Regions from separate parts of the Homo sapiens genome. Here regions 2 and 3 are each linked to region 1. Evidence: chromatin loops called from intact Hi-C (ENCODE). Cell type or tissue: endothelial cell of umbilical vein. All regions are shown on one strand.

Evidence for each region. Peaks named below come from ENCODE experiments on the same cell type or tissue, not always from the same donor. Only the 100,000 strongest peaks of a DNase experiment are listed, where the experiment ranks them.
Region 2: it touches region 1 in a loop (12-fold over the local background); 7 of 110 quality-filtered maps call a loop at or near these places.
Region 3: a loop joins it to region 1, with 10 times the contacts of the local background. A loop is called at or near these places in 9 of 110 quality-filtered maps.

Annotation. Positions count from the first base shown.
Region 1 is chr2:204,103,497-204,111,496 of GRCh38, forward strand. No RefSeq gene overlaps it. Among named protein-coding and RNA genes, the nearest start is that of ICOS, 170 kb to the left of the region's middle. In endothelial cell of umbilical vein, a CTCF peak has its summit at 4,938 (motif pointing right); DNase peaks (open chromatin) are centred at 5,015, 5,875, 6,265 and 6,955; H3K27ac peaks cover 2,982 bases.
Region 2 is chr2:205,922,322-205,930,321 of GRCh38, forward strand. No RefSeq gene overlaps it. Among named protein-coding and RNA genes, the nearest start is that of INO80D-AS1, 160 kb to the right of the region's middle. In endothelial cell of umbilical vein, a CTCF peak has its summit at 3,699 (motif pointing left); a DNase peak (open chromatin) is centred at 3,680; H3K27ac peaks cover 612 bases; H3K27me3 peaks cover 245 bases.
Region 3 is chr2:204,688,641-204,696,640 of GRCh38, forward strand. All of the region lies in intron 2 of PARD3B (par-3 family cell polarity regulator beta), which reads left to right. Among named protein-coding and RNA genes, the nearest start is that of PARD3B, 150 kb to the left of the region's middle. In endothelial cell of umbilical vein, a CTCF peak has its summit at 3,474 (motif pointing left); a DNase peak (open chromatin) is centred at 3,441; H3K27ac peaks cover 402 bases.

The DNA.
Region 1 (8,000 bases):
TAGTAGGACATCATAGAATAATTGCATCAGTTAGAGATAAGTCTAGTATTTTGATGAGTGGGTACCTGTTAGGCTTTGTATTAAGTTATCTATCTATCTATCTATCTATCTATCTATCTATCTATCTATCTATCATCTTCTAATCTGGACCTTCCAGGGTTAGAGCTTGTCTTTGGATGATAATGCAACTAAAATTCAAATTTGACTCCTACTGCTTTGGAAAAATGTCTCTTATTTTGCAAACATTTTGAAAACGTTGCAAAGGGGAAATTTTATAACACAATGAAAAGACTCCTAAAAAATTCTTCTTTACCCATTTCTCTTCCTAAAGCTCCATACTTTCCCTCAGTCGCTCTGTCTCCACCATTGCACCCATGCCACTCCCCGCCCCCAAATTTCAGTCCCTATGGGACCACTACTTAGTCTTTCACATCTTCTCCCACTTTTTGGGTATTGTTTTCCTCCCTATGTAGCTCCTTGCCCTTAATTCACTCAGTTGAACCCGGAGCCAAGCAGCAGTATACAGAAGCCTCTCAGGAAGGCAGAGAGGAGACACTCCCATACTTACACCATCACATGCTTGGCTCTGCCCCTCATGTATTCTCTCGCTTAATCCCAACAACAGACTGAGAAGGTAGGTATGATACCCATCATTCGATAGATGAGGCAACTGAGGTTTAAACCCAAAGCTGGCTGATTCCAAAGTCTGTGCTCTTAAGTACACTATGCTATATATCAGTGGTTGTCAGACTTTTTGGCATGAATTAAAAGTCATTGAAGGATATTTTTCAAATATGAGGATTCCAAGTTCCTACCCTAGAGTTTCTAATTTTGTTGTATTTCAGTGGGGCTCAGGAATCTGTGTGTTTAACCAGCACTTAGGTGACTCCAGTGCAGATAATTCTAATGCAGGTCAGACCCAGAACACACCTTGAGAAACACTGCTAATAAATCCTTCTATGGGGAAGATCACTGGGAACTGATGTAAGACTGAACTATCATATGCATACAGGGTTATATTTTTAAAGTACAGCATGTGCTACTACTTCCCACAGATGTATGGATTTTATGTGTTTGAATTCTACATAACCACTGTGGTCTCTATTGGTTTTGGACACAGTGCATTAGTAAACATAATATTATTTAAACTTTCACACTATGAGAAAAGATTTCAGTCCCTTTGCTATAATTCAGAAATAATATAAAGGTGTATCCCATGGTGTTTCAGGTTTAGAAGCCATTATAAAAAGCCATTTGTGGTCTCTGACAGTAACTTTAATTAAGAACAGTGCTTCTTCTCTAGTGGAAATTTTTTGGGGAAAAAAGAGAAAATGAAAGAAAGTGCAGCTAAGTTACAACCTTCAGAGGTTAATTTCTCAGAATGATTTTGTTTCTAAGTTGATATTCATTTGGGGAAATTATTCATCTTTCAAAAGCAGCGTAGGGTCATACTCTCTCAGAAACAGAGATCAGTGGTTCCAGAGGGTTCTCGGAGTTGACTCAAAGTGAACAGGAAGACCCTTGGCAAGGCTGGAGCTGGAGGTTGCTGGAGTGAGGAGGGTCTTGAGAGGAAAATTCCCTGTGTCACAATTTTGCCTTTGTCTTCATTCAGCCTTCTCTGGGCTTTGGGTGGGAAACAAGTAGGACTGACTGTTTATAGGGCTGCCTTCCGTTAACGCTGTGAAAAGACCAGTGAGGGGCTCTGATTCTTTTTCATCTCCAACATTTACCGTTTACTTTGATGAATCCTTCTTCCCCACTGCCCCCCACACTGCCTGCCGCCATGACAGTAATGGAGTGTTATGGGTAAAGACTTTGGAGCCAGACATGTGGGTTTAAATCTTCAGTTCCTCCTCTATAACACGGAAGTGGTAACTCATTGGATTTCGGTGAAAAACTAAATATATGTCAAGTCCTTAGCAGAGTGTCCAAAATATTGAAAATGGCTCTATGAATGTTAGCTATAATAAGGTTAAATTATAACTTAAAGTAAAATTTGCTATATGCCATTAAATGCCACAAAATGTGCAATCTTTATTCAACACATACGTGAGGAACACCTACCCTGGCCAGATTGTGGAGCCCAACAGTGAATTAGTCAGACATGTCCCTGCCCCGGAAAACTTACATTCTAGGGAGGAAAACAGATATTAATAAAATACTGAGCACATTTTGGTAAGTTAATATTCTCCCCAGTTGATAAGGAAACACGAGCTCAAAGAAGTTAAGGAACTTAGCAAAAATTCAAGCCCTGTATACAGCAAATCAGAGATTAGAATACAATTCTGCCTGACTCCCTAATTCATATTTCATCTACCACCATGTGGCTTCAGCAATAGAGGATTTATCTTCTGTAGGTTTAAATGCCTTCCCCATCTCTACCACCACGAAAGGGCCTGATTGCATTCTTTATACTGTGTGTGTAAACAATTTCTCACAGACTGGGAGCTGAGAAAATTAGGATTTATTTAATGTTTGGGAAATGTAAAGGTAAAGAGAAACCTTTGATTCATGTGATGTTTTGGTTTAGTTGCTCAAACCCTAAATTTAAAAAAAAACAACCACAAAAATCAGAGACTGGGGAGGAGCAAAGGTCTTAAAACATTCTTCAGGTATTTTTAGTTACAGCTCAGAAAGCCATAAAGAAAAAGTTATAAATAAAAGTGCTTGATCCTGCACAGTACTCATTTACTAGGAAGACGCTATATTATGCAAAAGCATACTTGAATGCTATTCAGTGAAACAGGTAGAAATAAGCTTTGACATATATCACAGCACATGGCTAAATCTGGTGTGGAAAAACCCCACAGCATTGCCATCACAATGAAATAAATTATTCTTTTTATTTTTTCAGTTTTCCTGATTTAAGCCTTATAGTTGTTTCTGTGAAGTTTTACAACTTTCTTCTGCAACCAACCCTTCTAAGGAAGTTGAGGATTTCTTCTCTCTGTTTTTCCCTCATCATCTTCTAATGATAATATAGAGATCAAAACTCAAGTGGTAAAAAGGAGGTAAGAAGAGAAAGTAGGAGATGAGTAGAATATGCGAGAATGAACTAATTAACTACATCAAAAGGGTGGGGCTGAAGACACTTTCATTCACCCAGTCTTCCAAAGCTATTTGTTTGTTTTTTGAAACAGAATCTTGTTCTGTTGCCCAGGCTGGAGTTCAGTGGCACGATCTCAGCTCACTATAACCTCCACCTCCCAGATTCAAGCGATTCTTGTGCCTTGGCCTCCCGAGTAGCTGGGATTACAGGCATGTACCACAACACCCCACTAATTTTTGTATTTTTAATAGAGACGGGATTTCACCAGGTTGGTCAGGTTGGTCTCGAACTCCTGACCTCAAATGATCCTCTCATCTCAGCCTCCCAAAGTGCTGGCATTACAGGCATGAGCCACTGCCCGGCCTCCAAAGCCATTTGTTTTGTTTTGTTTGTTTTGCTAAACAAAGAGTTTAGCAAAAAGGACCAGAATATAACAGCCAAATCTAAATTTTTTTTAAAAAATACTAGTAACAAATCAATAGCTCTTATTAGGAAAGTCGATAAATGTCAGCCAGGCTCACAGTGACTAGGACAGAGTTAATGAACTTACTGTCCATCCAAAGGGTCATCCAGAGCCTTACTGTCCTCACACTCAGCTCTATATGCGAGGTGCTTGACAGACAACATCTGGTTAGTTAAAATAAATAATTTTAATTTCTTATAGATTTAATCAGAGACTGGGTCTCGCTATGTTGCCCAGCTGTTCTCGAACTCCTGGCCTCAAGTGATCCTCTCATCTCAGCCTCCCAAAGTCCTGTCATTACAGAGACGAGCCACCGTACCTGGCTATTACTTAAATAGTAAATTCATTTGGCATTGCCATTTGGTGCTGATGACCCTCTTCAGAGTCTCCCCAGTATCTGCCAAGTTTCCAGACAAAGTCACAATCACAAGGGCATACTCTGAAGAGGCTGTTTATTCGGTACAGATCTTGTGTATTTTTAATCACAACAATTTTCCTTTTATAAAGAAATCTCATTTGACCTCTAAATAGGCCATCATACATTTTATATTTTCTCTGAATTTCTTCTTGGGTTGGGATCCGAATAGTTTTCATCAAGGGTGGATTGCAGTCTTCCTAGGTACATCTTTTTTTTTTTTTTTTTTTTTTTTCAGAAGAGGGTTTACTAATTTTATCAGGTTCTTAAAGAGGTCTGGGAACAAAATAAGGTTTAGGATTATTGGTTTTCCAGTCTCTAATTCTTACCTGTTACCTCTAAGTCCACTCACTATCTTGATCCTTAACTGCTTCCCCTCTTGGAAGCATCTTTGGTCCTTATAGGTTAGTACAGGTTTTTTTCTAGATTTCTGATCACCACCAATCAGAAAATATTTATAAATTATATGCTGAAAGATCTGCAGAATCTTGCAAGCTTTAAAGACTATAGAATGAAATACTCAAATGCTGTATTCTTTTCTCATGTCTGATGAAGATACCTGTGCCATGTATTTTTTAAAATCAAAGTTAAGCCTGCGCAGTTGGGTTCAGTTTAGCTACATGAATTGTTCTAACCCTCATGTTGAAGTCAAATGGTTTCTTCAATGCATTTTTTTTCTGATAAAGAATAAAATAGTGTATATTTTGTAATACCTAGAAAAGAAGTTTTAAAATGTTCTCAACACAAAGAAATGATAAAAATTTAAGGTTTAGATATCCTAAATGCCCTGATTTGATCATTACACATTGTATACATGTATGAAAGTATCACATGTACACCAAAAATATGTACAATTATTATTTATCAATTAAAAATATTTTTTAAGAAGGCAATGAGGTCTTCTTATTTTTCCTTGTAGCCTCAGTATTGACTATGACCACTGAGAAAGCCAAAATCCCCACTCATTCACGGAATGTGGGGGTGGGACCAACCCCCCGAGAATTTCCCTAATCTTCCTCCAGGTGTCAGCACAGGCCCACTCATCTTCCCTCCCACCCCACCCCCTCCTGTCCATTCATAAAGTGGAGGGTGATTTGTGGTCTGCCTCACTGTGATTGTAGAGGAAAACAGCCATCTTTGCTTGTCTCTGCACTAGATTTGTTTTTCTAATTTCTTTTTACTTGAAGGTTTACCAGCTGCTTTATTACCAGAGCGAGGCTTCCTTGCAGTCTCTTTTCTTTTTCCTCTCCCCCTCTGTTCCCCTCCTTTTTGTTCCTAGAGACAATCAGTGTCTCTGGTCCCAGCTGCCACTGCTGATTTTTCATTACAGTTTAATTTAAAACTGGGATTGGAATGGAAATGTCTTTTTGCCATTTGGGGTTTGTGAGGCCTGTGGTTTTATTGCCAAAGGCACAAATGTTAGTTACTACTGTTTTTCCAGAGTTTGCTGGGGAGGGTGAAGGGGTATAGGAGAGTAGGAGGGAAGAAAGACAGACTGACCTAGTGGAAGTGGGAGGGAAACTGGAGGGGGAAATCCCTCTTTCGGAAGGCAACTTTATTCTGCGAATTGTTTTGTTTGATGTTTTGAAGAATACGAGTTGGGTCACGAGGAGGGAGAAATGGCGTAGGATCTCCCCAAATGTGTATTTATGTAGGCTAAATATTTGTCAGCCCTGGAAATGAGATGGCTGAGGGAGGGACGATCACACAGACACAATTTGGAACTAGCACCAATGTAGAGAAAATGGTTTTCTTTTTAAGTAATAGTAACGTCTGTGGCTGATTCACTTGACCACAGCCGTAAATGGGAATACCCAAGGAAGGACTAAACGGTATCTAACCTCAGAGGAAACAAGCTCTACATGTTTCTATGCTCTCACCTAAAAGGAGACATCAGGCATCTATCTGCACTAGCTTCTGTGTTCTCTCTCCTTTTATATTTCTTGGACTCAAGTCCTAGGATTTATTTACAAGCCTCCCTCCAGTCGTATCCCAGTCCAGCTACACAATTAATGTTTCCTATAATCTCTTAGAAGGTTCTTAGTGAATGATTGTTTTGATCAGATTAAAACTAAACAGTCTGCTAAAATTGATGATGTTTTTACCTATCTAAGTGTAAAATTAAGAAGGAAGGACATTCTTATTTGAAAGTAATCATGCAGCAGGCGGTGGAGAGAAGCTGAGGCATTTGCACACCTTGATTTCAATATTTAGCACTGACATTGGAGGCAGTTGTTTCCTGGTTGGGGAGGAATCTACAGAAACCGGAATGTCTTATCTGTCTTGCTAAAAACAATTACTGTCTCTCCTCCCAGCAAGAATCCCGCTCCTCCTGGATACACCAGTTTTGGATGTCAAACCGAATGCTCCATTATCTCTACAGATCGCGCTGACTCTTCACACTGTGGAACATTTCAACCTCCTCTCCAACTGGCCTCAGGCGGCTGTCGGACTGGTGAACTTGTCTGGGGTAAACACATCTCCCTGTCACAGAGCAGCCCAAAGACTCAGCGTGCTTTGCGGGTGCTTAAGGCCTTGTGCTGCCAGTCTGCACATTTTGTGTGCTCTTGGTTAATCGGGACATTTTATCCAAAAGCACATTTCGGCCAGGCTTCCTCTCCTGCAGACTCACCCCCATCCACTCCTTCCCCACCTGTCTAGGGTGTTCTGTTTCCCTGCTGCAGGGCGGAGGGCAGCGGTCCAGGAGCCCCACAATCATCCCCAGTTTCCAAAACTGTTGTGGTTGCCTTTGCAGTTCACACGGACATTCTAGTGGTTGGAATTTGCTCACAGAAGACATTCTACTAATAACAGGGGAGATAGTTCTCATTTGTCTAGTTCAGAGTTCATAGCACACAAAGGGGGAAAGAAAATAATAATAATGGAAACCGTTTTAACCCCACCAGCTGCCCCGCCTCCATCACAACAACAGAAACAAGAACAACAACGACAACTCCCTCACCCTGTGCCCTGTGTGGTTAACTCCAACACAACCACAGCCCCCGTGCCGGAAGCTGTGTGTGGCTGAACGTCCCGATGTGATACTGAAATATGTGTAGAGGAAATGCCTCTTCTGACCCCTCAGTGAAGCTTGAAACTTGAAGGAGCTGATTGACATTTGAAGAAAGCAGCTATTTTTGTGTGTGTGCAATTTTCCCGGATGAAGAAAATTGTCCAGCTCTCCCTCTCCGTTGCTCAGCCCTCCCCCAGAGGCTACATCTCATACCAAGCAGTGGGCTCTAAGGGCAGGTCTGCTTGTGCTGTGAGGACACAGGTGACGTCTTTAAGGACCTTCTTTCCTGCTCCAGTATACCACATGTTGTGGTCAGCTCCCTGTAAGGCAGATATTGCAGCCACCTTTTCTTTCCAGGTTTACCAAAATAAATGCAGGGGGAACTATGGATGGAGCATTTTTTGCCCTGTTTGACAGGAAAGTGGCTGTTTGATCTTCCTTTGTGCTATAGGAATCTTCAGAAATCTCTTGGAAAATCTCATAAACCTATGTTAGTGGCCACATATGGGATCCATTAACTCCTCATTTCTGCTTGTTCTTAGCAAATTTTTGTCTGGTGACAACATAAAAACTTTGGATTGTTTTTGTTTTGCTTCACACCAGAGAGAACTCTGTTGACTGGCTTTAGTTTTGAGAAAATATTCAGCAAAAAGCAGACCGGGTTTGGAGTGAAATAACTAATTCTAAGTAAAGCTTGGTGGAACATTTGGTTCATGAGGAAGTAGGGGGACATTTTTCTTCTTTGGGTTTCAGGGGGATTCCAGAGTTGCCAGTGTTCTGGGAAGACGTCTCCTTTTCTGATGAAATTGAATAAGAAATCCGGGCTTTCTTCCTATCTCCAACTATGTGTATGGTGTGATTTTGGAATAGTGGAGTGGTCTCTCTTAGTTTCTCAATGTTTGTTTTCTAAATAGAGGACAAAGCAGCAACATACTCTTTTGCAAGACACGCCAATATCCTTAGATAAAAAGGTGTTAAATAATGACATCATACCAGTATTTGGAACTAAAATTACTCGTGTATGACAAAAACCAGATTGGAGGATGTTAACTCAAAGTAG
Region 2 (8,000 bases), 1.8 Mb after region 1:
CACAAAAATCCAGCATGTAAAGGATTCAGGAAGGCACTCTAAGAAAAGGACTTGAAATTGCAGAAGACCTAAGTGTGGAGGAGAATCAAGGCCAGAGAGGGACTCTAAAGGCTATGATATTTAGACATGAACCAGCACTTGTTCAGGCAATTTAACTTGTGAGGTTTTTGAGACAGGGCCTCACTCTGTTGAGTGAGGCTGGAGTGCAGTGGTGTGATCTTGGCTCACTGCAACCTCTACCTCCCAGGTTCAAGCAATTCTCCCACCTCAACCTCCCTAGTAGCTGGGACTACAGGTGTGTGCCACCATGCTCTGCTAATTTTTCTATTTTTTGGTAGAGAGAGGGTTTCACCATGTTGGCCAGGCTGATCTTGAACTCCTGACCTCAGGTGATCTGCCCACCTCAGCCTCCCAAAGTGCTGGGATTACGGGCATGAGCCACTGCACCTGGCCATAACCTGTTTAATTTTTAAACAGAAAAAAAAAATGAAAAGAGAGAGAGACAGTTAAGGTCTTTTTTTTTCTTTTGAACAGCAAAGTACTCAACCAGGGAATGCTCTCTGCCCCCACATCATCCATCATATGATGCTGCACGTTTTCTGAGACCACCAACTGTGTATGAGTGTGGAATTTTTCCCTCAAGGAAAGTGGCTGAAACTCAGTCACATGAGACTCCTATAACTGTGCTGGACAGAGCTGAGGAAAGATGGAAAGACACTCTGGGGAATGCTCTGCCTGGTGGGAGGGAAGGCGAGATGACCCAAGGGTGCTGAGCTCTTCAAGCCTCACATCTCTGATTCCATACACAGCATCCTGGAAGGGACACATCTCACCCAGCAGGTACACCATGGAAGGCATCCAAGGTCCCATGGGCCTTGGGGACCGGGCACCACTTTAAGGCATGTCTGGCTCCTCACCAGCATGGCGGGCCCTGCTGACTGAGGCATAGGGAGGCCACACGGGCTTCTGCCTGGCACAGCCAGGACCACCCTAGGCACCAGGATGCTCAGAGCCCACCCCTTGGCATGCTGCCCAAGCTGATGGATTGCATCCTGTCAGGATATTGATCCTGATGAACTAGGAGACCCTTGGCTATGATTAAATGAACCTGAGCATAAAAAAAGTCATGAGCTATAGATGATACCCTGCCACTTGGGAGACATTGCCAGAAAATCAACTCCAAACAGCTCTAATGGAATGTGATCGAGACTTTAAGCATCTAGGGAGCGGGGTGAGAGGAAGTTCTTCACAGCCAGAGATGCCTTCCAGAGTCTGGAAGGCCCATTCACTCGGCCTGCAAACCCTGAGTCTGTGTGCCTACGGGCAGTGCTTGAGTCCTTCCAGACCCAAGGCTGAGCCCGAAGAAACGGAAGGGCCCCTCAATAGCTTCCAGCCATGGGAAAGACTTGTGCAGAAGTGGATAGGGAGGTGGATAATGTGGCATGGCTCTTCGGTGGGATCTGAAAACCTGAATGAAGCTGCATCAATGCAGTTTTCAGGATGTGTCTTCACTGAGGGCAGGTTCTGCGTCTAACTCACCTTTCTCTTCCCCACATCAGATATTCCACCCGACAACACGCTTCCATTCTCACTGAACCCAGTGAAGCTAGTGGGCAGAGTCCAGTGCCCTCAGTCACTCAGTGTGCCTCCAGCTGACACCCCTGAGCATGTACTGTGTGCCAGGAAGACCTCGGAGCTCTGCCCTATGGAGCCCCCATGCTGGGAGGAAGAACAGGGAAAACACAGCGAGGCCACGGCTAGGAAAGTTACAATGCAGCGTGATGGACACAACGACAGAAGAGCCCCACTCCACACCCAGGCAGGGAGAGAGGTCAGCTGAGGAAGATTCTTGGGGGCCCAGTTGTGATTCTAGGAGAAGAGAGCGAGCTCCTGGGCCTGGGGGAGCGGGATGACAGCCACAGGGGTTAGAGCTTATAAGACTTGTGATTGGTTTTCTTCACAAAAATCACAACAGGATGAGAAGCAGAGGAGTGACACCATCACATCCACATTTAGCAAGTTCTTTTTTTTTTTTTTTAGATTGAGTCTTGCTCTGTCACCCAGACTGGAGTGCAGTGGTGTGATCTCTTCTCACTGCAACTTCTGCCTCCCAGCTCAAGTGATTCTCCTGCCCCAGCCTCCCGAGTAGCTGGGATTACAGGTGCATGCCACCACACCCAGCTGATTTAGCAAGTTCTTTCTGACTGCATTTGGGGACGGGATGGAAGGATGGCAGAGGGAGGAGCCTGGAGGCAAGGAAAGCAGGTGGGGGGTGCCCACCTGGGGGGCTGTGGGGAGGTGGGGAAGGGGTACAGATGGAAAGCTCTGTATTGACTGTATTCCCTACTGGCTGTGAGGAATAAAGGAGGAGAAGGAGGCAAGGGTGGCGCCCTGGGTCTGCCTTGGAAGCCTGGTAGCAAATGGTATCATGGGTGAGGTAGGAAATTCAGGAGCAGGGCAATGGAGAAGAAAACTGCACCAACTCAGGTCAGAGCATGCTGAGCTTGAAATACTCCCGGGAGGACTCTGTGGAATGGCGCCGTGGGCGGCTGACCTCTGGATCCAGAGCCCTGGACAGAGGCGGGAAGTGGGCCGGGATCTAGGAACCAGCAGGGGAAGCTGACACCTGGTAGTCAATGTTCTCCAGAGAAAGCACACGGGGTTATTTAAAACAAGCACCACAGCAAAAGAATAAATTGGTATGGCTAAAACCCAGGAAACACCCACGTTTAAGAAAAAGTAGAAAGGGAAAAAAAATCCACAAAGGAGACGTTTTAAAAGCCTGAGAAAGAGAATAAAAACCAGGAGAGACTGATGGCATGAAAACAAAGGGGGCCGGGCGCGGTGGCTCACGCCTGTAATCCTAGCACTTTGGGAGCCCGAGGCGAACGGATCGCTTGAGCCCAGGAGTTTGAGATCAGCCTGTGCAACATGATGAAACCCCATCTCTACCAAAAATACAAAAATTTGCTAGTTGGTAGGCCACTTGGGAGGCTGAGGTGGGACGATCGCTGGAGCCCAGGAGGTCAAGGCTGCAGTGAGCCGTGATCACACCACTGCACTCCAGCCTGGGCGGCAGAATGTAAGACCCTGTTGAAAAGAGAGAGAGACCTCAAGGACATTGAGTCTGATTTGATCTTCACAGCAGCGTTATCGTTCCCATTTTACAGAGAAAAGCTGAGGTCCAGAGAGCCAAGGAGATTAAGCAACCTGCACACTCTCTTACTTTAGAAAACAGGCTCACGTCATCTTCCCATAGCTGCCTCCCACGGGCTCTTAAGTAAGTCCCTTCCTTCCCTTCCTTCCTTCCCTTCCTTCCCTTTCTTTCTTTCTTTCATAGAAACCTCCTCTTCGTGGTAAAAATAAGTAACCGGGATAGAGTATTCCACACTAATGTTAAGAAATGAACTGAAGAGATTTCAGGCCTTGGGGGAAGACCAACATTTGTTTAAATCCTTCAGGCCAGCCCCAGCCCATGCCCTCCACAATCCTGGAGGCTCATCCCTGACAGGTCTACAGGGGTGAGAGTCTGAGAGAAGGGTGGAAACACGGTAGCCCGAGAGACACCCAGAGGGCTGTGTGGGCTACGCGACTTCCCGCGTGGGTGGAGGGGTCGGGCAGGGTCCCTCCCGGTCCGGGGCCGCTTCTCGAGACAGCCGGGCATCCTCCCTCCCGTGAGCGAGCCTGGAGCGCCACCTAGTGCCCGCCAGCAACATGAACACACGCCAAGGAGCGCTGCCAGCGACAGGAGCTGGGCTCCCGGTGTTTGCTCCGTGGTGCTTCTGTCCGAGAGACCCTGGAACATTCTCAAGTTGTGCGTCTCTCAAATCTTCAGTCTAGTGTGGCCAGTTCCGATGATCTGAAAGGTTTTCCAAAGAGATCTTCTGTGGCCTGAGCACCGGGAATGAGGACAACAGCGGGGAAAAATAACAACTACAAGAGTGACCAAAACCCTTAAAAGGCTGAGACAGATGGACAGCCCTGGAAGAGAAACCCAGTGTCTCAGGGAGAGCTAATAAAAAACTTAAAGAGAAGCAAACATCAACCTTGAAAGCAGCCGCCTTAAGCATTAATACCAGACATGCTGAGTGATATATCCGATGGACAAAATTATTTTCCCATGAAAAAAGGGAGAAGCGAGAGGAAAGGAAAGGGAAAAGACATATGCATGTCCATGAGGGAGTTTTTAAAGGGTAATAACAATACAGAAAGAGAAAAGTGCATGGTCCTTTGTAGAAATGGGGATGGGGCTGCTTGATTTAGGATTCACCTGATGTGGGAATGATGGAATTTCGCTCTGCACCCGGCATAAGAGTAAATCAGTCCTGAAATGTACCAGAGAAACCAACAAACACAACATTACCTTCTCCTGCATCTCTCATGGAAAGTGTCCCGAAGAGGCTCAGCAGAATGGAATTGAGCTGAGCTGCGATGAGAAGGCATATACACTATAAAGAAACATTCTATATAGAAGCAATCAATCCAAGGTGATTCATGCAATCAGCCAGTCAGAGGTGTAAATCCCACGGGGTGCATGAGGTATGCCACAGCCTGGATGCCTATTTTCTGGGGGCAATGAATGAATGGATTTCTCCCTCCTTCCCAGGCTCCAGTGCTTTTAGCAATTGGCACTGTGGCAGGATTTATACCATGGTTCTTGTAAATTGTACCTTCTCTCTCTCCTTTTCAAAGATTTCTTTCAATAAAATGCAGATGGAATTGTTGGAGAGCTGCTTTTCATGTGTTTATAGGTTACTTCTGCTCGGTTGCTTGTGCAGGTGCGTGTCTCTAGGCCTCTTTGTTTTTTATTTTCTCTGCCTATTAGGGAAATGGAAACATATGGATTCCTTGTTTGGGCCCAGCGGACCTTATAGAATAGGATCCCTGTTGCCTTCCTCACACATCTTCCTGTAATCACATGTCTCTGAATTAGCCTCTTAATCTCCCAGTGGAAAAGCCGTAATACAGGGAAATACAATAAAATGCATATGCATTCTGAATGCCAAAGCATTTACAAAGTAGATGGGAATGTGGTCATTTATACAACTGTGTAAGGACAGTCTTAGCTGGCATTGGTTACAATATGAATAAAGAAGTAGACATTCAAAATGGCAGACATATCTGGTGGTCCAGCAAGCTAATATTTTCAAGTCTAGCTAGGAGAAAAGAAAAAATAGTACTGAAGTGCAAAGAAACTGGAGGCTTGGATTTGGATCTGAAACTCCAACATAATCATTTCCAGGTTACATGAGCAGTTTAATGCAGAGATTTCATGACTTTTCTTCACCTGGAAGATGAAGAATCTAGAAACATATGTGGAGTGTTCTCAGAAATGCATAGAAACAAATGGTGAAGGCCTGCTATAGGTAATATCCCCATGTTTTAATTCCCATTGTAAATAAAGATCCCATTTACTGAAGGCGGCATATGTTTTATTAATATGCCCCACTACGGCCCTTTAGGAAGAGGCAATAAGCAAATGTTCACCCAAGAGGCTGTCCACCATCCCCAGCAGAGTGCTTATTAAGACTAATAGGAACATACAGCATCTATGTTGCGAAAATTTCAGGAAAAGAAAAGCCCTCAGCTAGAGATGGTTGTTTTGCAGTCCTTCTTCCAAATCACTATAAGGACAGCCTGGCCTCATCAGGAAGGTGAGGAGGTAAAGCGCACAGACGACCATCTCCACCATGCCTGGACAAAAAGACAGATGTATCCTGTGAGGTCTCAAGCTGGCAGTGTTATGCGATTGGGAAGCCCCAAATGATGTACAGAGGTTCAGACCAAGATGCGGCTCAGTCCCCCTGTGCTTCTCTGAACCTTTTGGAAACACTGCCAAAGTGGCAGGTGATGAAGTCACACTCTGGAGCCCTGACAACAATGGCCCCTGACCATCTTCCTGATACGATGGGTGGGAAACCTGCTCTTCTTGATGGATAGATGAGACTCGGGTGGGGCAGTGACTTTCAGACCCTCACAACCCCTTCCCTAGACTGAACCTAGGATAGGAAGGTAGGAACCCCTCAGGAAGAATCTGAAGAGATTCATTGTGTGTAATGAATGATATTACTGCATCTGAAGACTGGAGAATCATTGTATGTAATGAATGATATGACTGATGGCACCTTTTTCTCAGACGAACAAAGAGCAAACAGGGAAAAGAACCACCCACAGTGTCTGCATGGAAAACTCTTACAAGTGACCCACATGACTTGAACTTGATTCTTCTCCTCTCCAATTCATGAATCCAATTCTATACTAGCTCCTTCTCTAAAGAGAGTAAACACCATTGTCGAGCAGTGAGGTCCTGACCAATGGATTGACCTGCTCCAGTTGTAGCCCGAGCTCAGCTTTGAATGCATAACCTCAGGCAGATTGTGTGACATTTTGAGCCTGTTTCCAAATCTGCAAAATGAGATGGTTGAGCAAGGTGATTTCTAAAATTGTTTTCAGTCTTAACATGTAGGACTCTACGTATTTTGTTGTTTTGATTTTTTAATTTATATATTTTTTATTTTCACAGACAGGGTCTCACTATGTTGCCCAGGCTGGTCTTGAACTCCAGGACTAAAGTGATCTGCCCACCCTGGCTTCCCAAAGTGCTGGGATTACAGGCGTGAGCCACCGTGCCTAGCCTTGGACTCTACGCATTAACAGTTAAATATTAACATTAACTCTTAGGATGTGCTGCCTGTGCCAGGCAAATAGGATACCCATGACTTAGGTGAGCCCAGAGGTGGTTTCCCGACAGAGCAGGGTTTGTCCCCCCACCCTTGTGTGGATTCCCCTTCTGACCCCTCAGCCCTCATTCAAGAGGTGGCTGGCCAGAAAAAAAAGGATTGCATGTGTTTTGTCGTGGAAGCATTTTCTCATTTGGTCTCTTATTGCCAGTAGGAAGATATAATAAATACTAATTAAAATAACTTGATGCAGCATTTTTCATCTTGACAAATAGCTTGTCCCCCATCTTTACACAAACAAATTAGAAAAAGCATATGAGGATATATGGCTCTAGACAGAGTAAAAGAACAGGAGCTATACCATGCACTTAGTATATGCCACCAGTTGTACAGTGAGCCTGTGACTGCAGCTATTTCAAATGTAATTACCTCAGTCACCCCCCACTGGGCAGGGACTCTTAAGGTCTGCTCAGCTTCTAGTGCATGGCTGGTGCTCAATAAATGACAAATGCAATTATAATAATTAATAATTCATATATTAATAATGCAATCCCTTTCCCGCGCTCAGTAATTGCCGCCAACAAGCCATGCACACACAGGAACTGGCACTGCCAGGCGCCCGGGAATTTCTCCACACTTCCATAAACCTGTGTCCAAAGGTCACCTTGAAGAGGCAATCACAGCCGCCTGTTAGTCTAACAAAGATGGCTGGTTTAAATGCTTCATTTTTTTCCTATCGCCTTCCCGTTTCAAATATTTACAGCTCTCTTCGAGACCCAGCCTTGAGAAATAAATGCCCTGTTGACACAGTTGATAGCAGTTGATAGCTGTGGAAGATCCTCCTTGTACTCCCAGGAGGCACTGCAGTCACCTCCTTTATCCCAAAACTGCAGAAAGTTCAAGGAATTGAAAGGTACACCCAGACTTGAGAGCCTTGAGGTGTAGACAGAGCCACTTATCTGGGGTGAATTGGTGAACTCGATTTGGCACATCCTCATCCCACAGTGAACAGATCGTTCATTTTGGAGACAGTCACAAAAATCAAAAGCTCAAGCAGGTTATTAATACCCTAGCAAGTCTTCCCAGAAGAGGGCTAATGCTGATTTATTTATCTCATCTGTGCTTTCTTTTTTCCTGGCATTCTTTGATTTTTCACAACGCAGGTAATTCTACTCTGATCAGAACTCACTCAAGTTGCCCAATGAATTTCAATTGCCAGTTTTAGTTTTCCAACTGGCCTCTCCTCCCCGGACATCCATGCGATTTCCAAACTGAGATTAAACCTCAGTGTTTCTGACTCCCCACAACCCCATCCCCCAA
Region 3 (8,000 bases), 590 kb after region 1:
CTTAAGATTTCTTTATAGTCCATATGTCTATTGTGGAAAGAAGGCCCTGCCAAATTTCATTTTACCTTACTTTTTGGCAGTTTAGATTAAGAAGTAACTATAAGTGATGCTTTGTGGATGCTTAATGACATATCAGTCTCACTCAGGATCCTTTGAGGCGGTATTGAGCTTAGACAAAATAACAGTTCACCTGTTTGCAAATTGGCTACCTAATAATCTTTGGCATTTAAAATGTGGATAGAGAACAAGTCCAAAGAGGCACGGATAGATGCACATAATCATTGTGCTAACCCCAAAATATCTCACCTCCTAGGAAAGACTCTCACTCCAGGTGAGAAGTGGCATTAAGGAACTGTTGGTCTATTGCAGCATATCAGGCAGGAAAAACAGAAACTTAGAAAGCAGGGGAGGCTGGGCCATTTAGTGTATGGTAACACCATCCCATACACTTCAGTAAAGGTAGAAACTAGAGGTTAAATGATATTGTACTTCAAATTAGAGAAGGCTCTAACAAAGTTCAGCCAGTGTTCTTAAGAAATGACTTTTAAAACTTGTGCCTAAAGTGGTTTGTCTGTGGTCTTACTTCTATTATTCCTTTGGCCAACATAGTGCTTGGCGCATACATGGTATCTGCTTGGGAGCTTTGGTTTTTTAAACTTGCTTTCCTAGTACAGCTTCCACGGGGACCAAGTCTCCACTGTGTTACACTACTTCTAGCCTATATGTGTCAAAATATTATTGGAACAGCTTTGGAATATTGCATCTTATGATAACTATTTGTATAAAATGTTGTGCTGAAACTTAATAATTATCTGGTTGTGACAGTTATTCTCAAGATTCTTCAGTTTGTCTATCAGTCTGATGATTCGAGTTCTTTGGGATAAATATCTAAGAATTGTAATTTTACACTCATGTCTCCTCTCTGGTTGCTAAAGGCTACCAACTTAGTTCACCCAATAGTAACAACCTAATCATTGATGACTAGCAATGGCCCAGAATGTCTTTGGCCCTTATTTATTCTACGTTATTTTAAAGCAATCCTGAAGACAAGAGCTAGTGTTATCCCTATTTTTAATTTCCAGAATAATCACAGAAATTGTAAGTAACTTGCCCAAGATCACACAGGTAGTAAATGGCACAATCAGACTCTGGAACCTAGAATTTAAATTTCTGTAATCTTATTTCTTTTCTTCTCTGATGTGTCAAGCAGTTTGGCGCTTGTATCTATAATTTCTATTACGAAAATTCATCAGTCATAAATTAACATGAATTTTGCTTTTACGTAGTCACCACCATTGCTAAGAAAAGGTTGGTAATAGACCAAACTGTTGAGTATAACAAAACAGTTGAGTATACAATTTATTTATAAATTAATTCAGAATTAATATGCCATACATATTTAATATATTTCAACCCTGTTTGCCTATAGCCTGCATCTAGTTTATTGTAAAGGCTTGTCAGCTCTACCTCTGTTGCTTTCTTTTGCATCCTCTTTTCTCTAGGACCCAGATTATTTGATTTAGATACAGTTTAATTTCAGTTGGACGCTTTAGACTGCACTTGAAGTCTAACCACCATATGCAATTACAAAGAAAAACAAGTTTGTATTACAGTAACTACTTTTTTGCACCAACTATAGACTGTGCTGTTTTCAGTAGGCAGAGTAATGGCGCCTCAAAAATGTCTACTCCCTAATCTCTACAACCTGTGAATATGAATGTTACATGACACAGCGTCTTTGCAGATGTGCTTAAGGATCTTAAAATGGAGAGATTATTCTGGATTATTTGGATGGACCCAATGTAGTCACAAGCATCCTTATAAATGAAAGAAGAAGGCAGGAGAGTATTAGAGAGATAAATGTGAGAAAGACACACCCAGCCAATGCCAGCTGTGAAGATGGAGAAGGTGCCACCAGCGAAGAATGTAGCTGGCCTCTGACATTGGAATCAGTAAGGGAATGGATTCTCCCCTAAAGCCTCCAGAGAGAACACAGTCCTGCTGATACCTTGATTTTAGCCCAGTGAGACTTGTTTCAGATTTCTTAACTGTCAGATAATAAATTTGTGATGTTTTAAGCCATTGCATTTGTGGTGACTTGCTACAGCAGCAATAGGACACTAATACATACACTGCCTCTTTTCCCATTTTAACTTTTAAAGTGATGTTAGTCTTCTCAAATTTCATATTGACTGGGCATTGAGATCCTGCAGGATGAGATAAATGCTTTGTACTTCAGATGGGTTCCTTGTTCTTTGCCTTCCTCCCAAAGTCCATCACAAATGATCCTCAGTTTATTGGGTGAGCCTTCACTCTTTGAGACTTGATCTTTAAATATCTAATTATGCTGTTATCGTCTATAGTGTAGAAATTATTTCAAAGTCACAGACAAACAGCCTTGTTCACTTATCAGTTTCTCGCTGCAGTATGTAAAGGCCCTAAGAAGTCTGAAGACTGATGCTTAGTAAACCACTGCAAAGCTTAATGCTTCCTTCCTTTTAAGTGAGCATGAGAGCTTCTGAGTATTAAGCTTTTTAAAATGATTATTTTCTTTGGTAATTGCCATTATTAATTTTTGGCTGGGTTGAAGAAGACAACTGCAATATAACATGAAAACATGGCAGTCTATCACATCTATTATATAAAGTCAATTACTGCCATGGTTTCATTAACTGTACAAAAGTAATACTGTATTATGTAGTAAAGTAACATGGAAAGATGCCTCTGTTCTTGACTAAATTTTGCCTATCCTAGGGGGCTAGTTTGGAGAGATGCCAGTGGTTTTCAGGGCTTCCAAGTGAATTGCCCACTGGATCACATGTGATATCTGGTATTCAAATGTTATAATTTCAGTTCAGTTTTATCTCCTATTAGTTATCAGTCCTTGGGCAAGCTTCTTCATCTCTCTGGTCTTGGTTTCCCCATTTGTAAAATGAATATAATGTTCTTACAGGGTTGGTGTAGGAAAACTAGGTAGGTAAACTATATAAAATTTTAAGTATAGTATAGCATATACTGAGAACTCAAATGCTGTTATATTAATGATACTATGGTAGTGCTATTACAGTATTTTTAATGTAGGTGTTTTGATGTTACCATTAGATGTTTTTAGGTATTTAAACATCAAATAAACTATTTTACTGTATATTTTAACTGCTTTTTAAACAAAACTGATATGAATGAAGTTATTAAATTGGTAAAATAGTTTTATAAGAAGATATTGAATATGACAGAACATTTGGATTAATATATTGTTATTATTTGCGAAATGAAAATGCCAGTATGATTAAACTGGAAATGAGAATCCTTTTATCAGAACATATTATTTGGTAACATAAGGAGCATTTGGAGATGTAACATGATTTTAAAATGGAGACTGGTTTGCGCAATGCTGCATGAACTAGTGACCTAAAGCCAGGCTCTTTATTCTTAAGCCAAATTGCTTTCTGAACACTCTGTTGCCCTCTAGTGGGTCCACAGTTACCTAGAAACCAGCTCACAGGAGCTACTTCCTGAACAGGATGAAGTATTTTGTTCTACTTTATTTGAAAATAATTTTTGCTATGTTTTTTGTTACAACTCACAGACTCAGGCATGGAGAATAAAGCCAGAGTTTGCATATATTTCCCTGTGCTTTTGTGCATCTTCTAGTAAGGGCTAAAGGAAATTCCTTGCATTTATAAAAACTCCTCTTTTAAATTTATTTTTAAATTTAGACTTCTTCCCGCCTACCTGTTTGCTGGCTGAAAGATTAATGGCTGGTGGTGATGAAGTGTGTAACTTATTCAGTCTGTAGTTGGACAATCTATGAAGTATATTGTGTTTTCTGGAGAAGGAGAATGCTAAATTAAGTTAAACAGCTTTTTTTTTTTTAAAGGTCCTGATTTATTTCATTTCTTAGCCCTCATTTTATCAGTAAGATTTCCATCGCAAGCTAAAGTACCTATTTTAAAGCCACAATTAAAAGAAAAACAAATCAGGATATGATGTGTTTTTGTTTTTCCTTCAAAAAGTCTTACTTTGGTTCATGGGAGTTGATGTTATAAAAGCACAAAAGCACATAGAAGAAGTTTGGAGAAGGTTTCAGAAATAAATGCAGAAGCTCCTGAAGAACAAATGAATTACCTTGGTCATGAAATTTTAGCTCAGAATTTTCAAGATTACTCTCCGCTTATAGAATTACAAAATTGTAGAATCATGGATCCAAACAAGACCTCAACAGTCATGTGGATTAAACTCATCATCTTTCAAAAGAGGAAATATCCTACCCAGGAAGAGGTTATAGAACACGATGTCTGTAGCTGATTTAGTTCCTGAGTCCATTTCTGCATTTCCTCCCTAGGATGCTGATAACATCTCATGCAGATCAAAACTACTCAGTTTGAAGTTGGCTTCCTCCATTGACATCCTTGTTTTTGTTGGTTAGTTTCAAGTTGGCTTCTTCCATTGACATCCTTGTTTTTGTTGGTTAGGAGCACCTTCTCCTAGTCTCCCAGACTTGAACTTGCAGTTATTTTAAAAATTTAGTTATTTAATAAAGCCAATTTATTCTTTCCTTTATCCTTTCCCATATGTTTGTTTTTGTCTTTGAATTTCCACAGCTACCAAATTTATATCCATAATATTTCAGGCCAAGGTTACTGTAATTGACAAGAAATTGGTCGTCTTGTTTTTAGTCTCTTCCTTACCTGTCAGCTGTTTTTGTGCCTCGTATGTAGGCAGAATGGTTAAGATCTTGGATTCTGGACAAAAAAGTCAGTTCATTTCTTGGCCCTGTTATTTGTCTAGTTTTGTCCAAGTTGCTAAACCTCTTTGTGCCTTAGTTTCATCATGGATAAGTGGAACTAAAAATAGTACTAATTATGTAAGTTAACACGAAGTGTTCAGGAGAGCACCTGGCCTGTAGTAAGTCATCAATTGTTATTGTAATTAACACACTATTAATAATGTAAATTACATTATTTAAAAAGTATTGCTTAAATCATATTGTTCCTTTTAGTGTATACTGCATCAAGTCCAAACTTTGTAGCCATTTAGAGGCCTCACAATGCCTCCAAACTTTCTCTAAACCCACTTCAACCGCAGTGGTGGCGAAACTACTGTACGATTTATTATGTATCATGGACTTTCTAGCTCCAAAGCTTTTTTTCTTAATGTTCCGGTTGTCTGCTATATCCTTGTCCCTATTTCCTGCCCATCGAAGATTCAGTTTATGTTGTATTTTGTATTATTCAATATTAGCTCCATGAGGAGGGGGTCTTTGCTTTATTCACTGCTGTATTCCCAGTGCCTGCAGCAGTGCCTGGCATTTCCTAGCTGTTCAAATAATTACAGTCAATGAATGAACGTATGCTTTGAGGTTTTGAATAAGCCATTCAACCACTTGTAACTCCAGTTTTTCCATTGGTAAAATGAGAGTGATAAATGATATCGTTCACATCGTATTATTGGGAAGGTTGAAAAAGTGTGCAGGAAAATACAATGGAAATTACAAAGCACTATATACGTGTAAAAAATGTATCTATTCCTGCTGTTCAGTTCTTATGAATTTTTCAAGATCAAGGTGAAATTGTATTTTATCCCAGTCAACATTTGTAAATCATCTCAATCTAAAGTAAATCCTCTGTGCTCTGAAATTTTATAGAAACGATTAAGTGGTCTTTTTTTCTTTTTCAAATGTTATTGGCTAGTAACATTTACCACTTACCATCTCGAAGTTCTTAAGAATTTTATTGTTTAACTTTTTAAGTCTTGGTTTGTCTGTCCAGGTGTCTTGTGTGCTGTTTTAGGACTGGGATGATTGTTTAAAATATTTTTTAGCCCATAGACTTCTTACCTGTAGTTCAGTGTTTCATAAACATGTTTAATTTTAGTTAGTGATAGAGTGGGAACTAGAATTGAAGATTTCTAATTGACTACCTTTTTCTTCCACCAAACTACGTTGTCTCTTTGAAATATTTTATTAGGAGACAGTTTGTGGGCATGTTTCAACCTCAGAGAAGAATTTTGGAATCAATGCCTTTGTGACCTTACTATAGCTAAGGCAAATAGTGTCAAGAGATAGTAACTTAAACTACAGTAATCTTGATGATGGCCATGTCAGATATGTGCCTTCCGCAATTTAGTTGGTTGACAACTATAGTGTGTATGGGTGTATGTGTGTATGTACGTATGATGAGAGAATCTGTGCACAGATGTATGTATGTGGAGGAGTGTGTACACTTGCCCTGAATTTGTTTGCTTGTTGTGTACAATTGTGACACACAGGTTTCATCAGAGGTTGGAATGACATGATCAAGCTCTATGGTATTATTAATTTAGCTAAGCATTTGAGTACAGTGAAGAGTAAACCATAAGAAAATGTTTGATATGTGTGTAAAATTTTAAGTTTGGTTGGAGGGAAAAACCCAATAAAATTTGAGATCACAATAATGCTTTACTTAGAGCTAAAAATGTAATTCAAAATAAGAGTCAATGAACACTTTCATCTTTACAGTATGCCTTTCACCATATGTTACATTACTGGACCCAGTTCTACCAATTTTCTCTCTCACATTAGCTTCTTTTGAAGCTATTTGTATAGGCATATCTTTGGCCTAGGGGTATGGGACCATTATTTTTTTTTAATATACATCTGTTTTTTTACTTATGTAACTTACGAATTACAATCTCATTGTAATACCTAAAATTATACCAAATGGAAGACTACTTAAGCTATAAAACATCTTCTTTTAAAAATGCAAATGCCTGTGAGTACTAGTGTCAGTCACCAGTACCTGTGTGTATTGATTCAGATCGTGCTCCACTAATACCTAGCTGAAATCAGCTTCACTAAAGCAGTATTGTAGAGTGTCATGTGGCAGAGCACAGGGCATTGACAGTTTGAATGTAGGTTTTTCTTATTTTAAGCTGTCTCAACCTCAGTTCTCATGTTTATAAAGTCAGCTTTTAGGAGGAGGATCAAATGAAATGAAAGAGTGTGTGGTAACATTTTGAACTGTGATGTATCACACAAATATATCACTTTTATTCTTTCCTCGTGTAGCAGCAGCCCTGAGGTATTTAAGCAAACATTTCTGCATAGCCCAGAAAGGGCTTGTGGTGGTATGAGAACACTGAGCCAGGAACAGAGGAATGTCAGAGAGGTTTGGAAGGGAGGAGGATGGTTATGTCAAAAGGCCACTCTTCTCTTCTTGCCATCTAGTGAGGTGTTCAGGAAAGAGTTAGTGCTGAGAGTATAGGGAGAAGTAGTTTTCTGAAACAAAAATTGCATTTTTCTTTAATAAGTGAATGTGGGTGGTAAGAAGGGATATCAGAACTTCCAGGTACAGACCATCAAGGAAGGTGAAAACTAAAGTACAAGGATAGTTGTTCAGAATCTTCCCAAGATTCCAGAACCTTGATAACGTCTGCATAGGTTATCAGGTATCATGTTTGCTGCCTATTTCTTAATGAGTAACAGCGGGTTCTATAAAATGGGAGGTGGGTGCTTTGAAACAATAGGGAGTATCGGGGGAGGTATCTCTATCTTAGGTTAGGAAAAATCTCAAGAAATAAAATGGAAAGTTGTGAGAAAAACAGCTGACCTTCCGTTAAATCATGACCTGAGGTCTCATGATTTAACGGAAGAAAAAAACGGAAACAAAAAACAGGTCAACAGGACACTGCTCAGTATGGGCAAATAACCACTGAACCTTAAACAAGCAACTATTTAGTTACTTGATAGTTTCACCAAGAGATATTTGCTATTGAGCAATTTAATGGGAGTAACCATATACCAGACTCTTAATTTACTATGCTGGTTCTCCTATTTCCAGGACCTAAACTCACTTTATATTATTAATTAGCCATATTGTGAATCCAACAAGACGTTTTTGACTTCTCTTGGAATCAAACTGATGTTTGTCACACTTTTATGAGGTACCTGTTCCAAATTCTATATAAACCGCTTGTACTTATAGATACATTTTTAGTAAATAAGAATATTCAGTTTCCTTAAG